Regions from separate parts of the Homo sapiens genome. Here region 2 is linked to region 1. Evidence: chromatin loops called from intact Hi-C (ENCODE). Cell type or tissue: mammary epithelial cell. All regions are shown on one strand.

Region 1 (2,500 bases):
TGGATCACGAGGTCAGGAGATCGAGATCATCCTGGCTAACATGGTGAAACCCTGTCTCTACTAAAAATACAAAAAATTAGCCAGGCGTGGTGGCGCATGCCTATAGTCCCAGCTGCTCAGGAGGCTGAGGCAGGAGAATGGCGTGAACCCGGGAGGCAGAGCTTGCTGTGAGCCAAGATGGCGCCACTGCACTCTAGCCTGGGCGACAGAGCAAGACTCCGTCTCAAAATAATAATAATAATAATAATAAAAATAAAAAAAAGAAAATTAGAAGGAAAATACAAAATATGACAGATTTTAAAATACCTTTAGGTTCATGCAGTTTGTTTAACTCTTGTCCTTATTATAAAGCCATAGACATTTGAGATCCAGAAAGAATCTGTAAAAACTGTTGTACAGGGTAGTGGTACAGAGCACAGGAAATGGTGTTTAATTTCCTGAGTTCTGAACCTAACTCTGTGACCCAGTAGTTGTATAATGTCAGGCAAGCTATTTAACTCCTTGGAAACCCACTTTCCCTCATGTGTAAAACAGCGATAATCATAATACCTATCTTATAAGGTTATGGAGTTAGGTTATTTATCTTGCACAAAGAAAGGACTCAATCCTTGCTGGTTATGATGATTTAATCCAGCACTTTCGTTTCACAAGCGAGGGATCTACAGTAAGGAGACTTATCTCTGGTCTCACCATTAGGTTGAGACAGATCCTCAGCTAGAATCCAAAGTGCTCTTACCACTTTTCCACAACTTTTGCTTTGTCCTTTGCATTTTAAAATTATTAATTTCCTATTGCACCTTTTCGTTATAGACCCCAAGTGCAACTAGATACAAACACCAGGAAAATACATACCACATTTTAATAATTTAAAAATTGTGAAATTTGCTAAATTGTAATAGATTTAATCTTAGGCCGGGCGCAGTGGCTCACGCCTGTAATCCCAGCACTTTGGGGGGCTGAGGTAGGTGGATCACCTAAGGTCGAGAGTTCGAGACCAGCTTGACCAACATGGAGAAACCCCTTCTCTACTAAAAATACAAAATTAGCTGGGGTTGTGGTGCACGCCTGTAATCCCATCTACTCGGGAGGCTGAGGCAGGAGAATCGCTTGAACCTGGGAGACGGACGTTGCGGTGAGCCAAGATCAAGCCATTGCACTCCAGCCTGGGCAACTAGAGCGAAACTCCGTCTCAAAAAAAAAAAATTTAATCTTAAGAGATCATTAATTAGCATGAGTTAATCATTTTTCTTTAAATCTTACATAATCCAGAAAGCTTCAAACGTGCCAGTTTTACTTCGACTCTTTCCACGTTTTCTTTCTGTTTGTCTCCCTCTGGTGGATTTAAAAAAATACTTGCTTTATTCTATTTATGAGCTTATTTTCCTTTTAAAATTGAAAAAGGTCTTTATGTCTTCTGTCATGTTTAATATATATTTCCAGTTACATTTTATTTTTATTATTTTGAATTATACATATGTTTAAAATTTTTATGTATTTGAGTTTGTCTGTCTTTTCTTTGACATATCTTGCTTTGTTTCTAAATTGAATGATCATTTTCCCATAGATGTGATAACTTTTTTTTTTTTTTTTCTTGAGACGGAGTTTCTCTCTTGTCCCCCAGGCTGGAGTGCAATGGCGCGATCTCGGCTCACTGCAACCTCCGCCTACCCGGTTCACGTGATTCTCCTGCCTCAGCCTCCTGAGTAACGGGGATTACAGGGGCCCGCCACCACGGCTGCCTAATTTTTGTATTTTTAGGAGAGACGGGGTTTCACCATGTTAGCCAGGCTGGTTTTAAACTCCTGACTGCAAGTGATCCGCCTGCCTTGGTCTCCCAAAGTGCTAAGATTACAGGCGTGAGCCACCGCACCTGGCCCTGATAAATATTATATTCTATTTTCTGATAGTTTCCTTATACCTTAATTTTAATTGAGTTTTAGAATGATTTTTAGAGTAAGATTTAGAATGAGTACTTTATCATCTGTTTGGTTGGTCTATATAATTGGAGCTACTTATGGTCTCTATCTCAGTGAATACTTCTTCAATATCTCTGTACTTTTTGCCTGTTTAAAAAACATTGTTGCTTTACAATATCTATTTATCTAGTCTTTCTCATTTATTTGGTTATTTTTCAGAATGTATTTGTAATATTTTTTCAGATTTCAAAATCTTATGGGGGCTGGGCGGCGCAGTGGCTCACGCCTGGCAGCTTACAAGGTCAGGAATTCGAGACCAGCCTGGCCAATATGGTGAAACCCCGTCTCTACTAAAAATACAAAAATTAGCTGGGCGTGGTGGTGCGCGCCTGTAATCCCAGCTACTCCAGAGGCTGAGGCAGGAGAATCGCTTGAACCAGGGAGGCGGAGGTTGCAGGGGCCACTGCACTCCAGCCTGGGCTGCAGAGCGAGACTCCGTCTCAAAAAAGAAAAAAAAAATTAAAAAAAGGGAACTTTTACTGAAACGGAGTTACATTGTACGGCGGCAAGAACCTTCAAGTTCT
Region 2 (2,500 bases), 220 kb before region 1:
CAATTAGAGAAAAACAGAATTTCTTTAGAAAATAATTAAACCTGCTGGTATACTTTTATTTTTGTAAGTAACTCTGGAGGAAGACTCAATTTACTTTTTGACTTTGAGATCTGATGCAACAGCTGTTGGTATTTTGAATAGTGAGCTTCACAGGTGAAATCACAGAAAGCAATGTAGTGAAAACCCTGTTAATAATTTTTAAAAATTATACAAATATTGGTTATGAAAATTACTAAGAATATCTGACTTCATTCAATGGACTTAGGGGAGCATCTCAATTTTTTTATAGGCATGTAAAGAAGTTATATAATGTTATATAGTGACTCGATATTCAGAATCTGCCTTAAGAAGCTTAGCAATACTCTAATTATTGCTTATTTCACAGATTTTTGCCTGAGATGCGGTGGGCTGCCTGAAGTAACCTCATTGTACTCACTAGACTATGCCTCCCCTTTGGCTACATATGTTTTTCCTCCTTCCTGATCACTTTCTCTTCTTTTATTTTTTGGGGGTTTAGCGGGGAGGTGCAGGTAACGGTAGCAGTTACAAAAATAACAAACTTTGGAGCCAAGGAAAGCTGCTAAGTAGTTGGGATGCACAATGATCATGTGTTGCGTTGGGTAGGGCAGCTATTGGTAGCAGACAGAAATGTTTCCATAAGTTATGCTGGAAGAAAGTTCTTTAGTGGGCTAAGCTTATAATTTAAGATCATTTTTCCCCCTATAGAAATAAACCTCTAGTTTTTTTTTTTTTTCTTTTTTTTTTGAGATGGTGTCTCATCTCTGTCACCCAGGCTGGAGTGCAGTGATGCAATCTCGCTCACTGCAACCTCTGCCTCCTGGGTTCAAGTAACTCTACTGTCTCAGCCTCCCGAGTAGCTGGAATTACAGGCATGCACCAACATGCCCGGCTAATTTTTGTATTTTTAGTAGAGACAGGGTTTCACCATGTTGCCCAGCCTGGTTTCAAACTCCTGACCTCAGGTAATCCACCCGCCTAGGCCTCTCAAAGTGCTAGGATTACAGGCGTGAGCCACCGCACCCAGCCTAGAAATAAACCTCTAGTTTTATAATGGGAGCCAAGAGAAAATTGGTTTTGCTATGTGAAATTTTGCTTTACAGAAAATTTAGGAAGATTTTTTGTTCCTTATATCTAGGGGTCTTTACAGTAACCCCCTTATTTCTTACTAATTTTATTCTTATTATGTACAATCAATAGTTCATGATATAATAGTCATAAAATCCACTAGGTTTAAAAATCCATACAAACCTTTTTATAGTTTAATGGCAAATTCGAGTTGCGGGTTAAGGCCAAACAATAATTTGTGGGGATTCTGGGTAACACAATGTTAAAAACTAAGAATCTAAAAGGGAATAAAAGCTGGGATAACGATAAAAGATGCAAAGAAAAGAAATGGACAGTTAAAGCTAAAAGTTCCACATCATAAGACTTCAAATTCAAAGCCATTCCCTCCATTTTCTTTTTCTTCTCCTCTAACCATTTTAAGAGGTTAGGAGAATCTATCAAGTGTAATAGCTGAAATCTAAAAAAAAAATAATAGGCTGATTTCTAAAAATGTAACCAGGTAAGGTTATATCAACATTCCATTTTTTTCTGTTCATAGGAACATTTAAAATTAAAAAGATTGATTACCTCCTTGTGGACGAACAACACGAGGCTGTACAAAAGACGGCTTCACCACTTCAAACCACCAGAACAGTTCCGCCATGAACACCAAATAATTACTCTATATAGGAAATTTAAGAGAAAGCCTACATTAGGTAAAACTTCATGATAAACAGAATTTTATTGTTTTAAAATATAGGTTTAAATCTCATTCATTCATCACTGGAGTATATTCACTATAGTAGGCTATTAAACATGGGATGGAATATTAACTCTTGTGGGTAAAAATTATAACTATTCAAAACCTCTTGCTGATCATTTGCTCTATAGTTCTAAAATGGTGGTCCAATTGATCTAGCAGGCATGAATACCTCTAACTGTGTAGAACACTGAGATAATATATAAGGCACTTTCATTCCAAAGTAAATATAAGCAACTTAAAAAGTTATTCAATCATCTGACACTCTAAAGAGGGGTTATCACTTTCAAAACATAACTAAGCTCTACTCAGATCCCTAGAAATTTCTCCAAAACGTAACTGGATGTAGTGTTAAAAAAATACTTTATTTGGCCGGGCGTGGTGACTCACGCCTGTAACCCCAGCACTTTGGGAGGCCAAGGTGGGCAGATCACGAGGTCAGGAGTTTGAGACCAGCCTGGCCAACAAGGTGAAACCCCGTCTCTACTAAAGATACAAAAAACTAGCCGGGTGTGGTGGCGCGTGCCTGTAATCCTAGCTACTTGAGAGGCTGAGGTAGGAGAATAGCTTGAACCCAAGACACAGAGGTTGCAGTGAGCCAAGATCATGCCATTGCACTCCAGCCTGGGTGACAGGGCAAGACTCCGTCTTAAACAAAAAAAGTTATATGTATGT

The links. A loop is a pair of places that touch in the nucleus more often than their neighbours do. Peaks named below come from ENCODE experiments on the same cell type or tissue, not always from the same donor. Only the 100,000 strongest peaks of a DNase experiment are listed, where the experiment ranks them.
Region 2: a loop joins it to region 1, with 4 times the contacts of the local background. A loop is called at or near these places in 46 of 110 quality-filtered maps.

The regions. Positions count from the first base shown.
Region 1 is chr1:200,621,309-200,623,808 of GRCh38, reverse strand. No RefSeq gene overlaps it. Among named protein-coding and RNA genes, the nearest start is that of KIF14, 1.8 kb to the right of the region's middle. In mammary epithelial cell, a CTCF peak has its summit at 1,332 (motif pointing left); no DNase peak of the experiment used is centred here; H3K4me3 peaks cover 248 bases; H3K27ac peaks cover 649 bases.
Region 2 is chr1:200,841,241-200,843,740 of GRCh38, reverse strand. It overlaps CAMSAP2 (calmodulin regulated spectrin associated protein family member 2), which reads right to left. Exons shown (of 17, transcript NM_203459.4): 7 at 1,654-1,747. Among named protein-coding and RNA genes, the nearest start is that of GPR25, 30 kb to the left of the region's middle. In mammary epithelial cell, no CTCF peak of the experiment used is centred here; no DNase peak of the experiment used is centred here.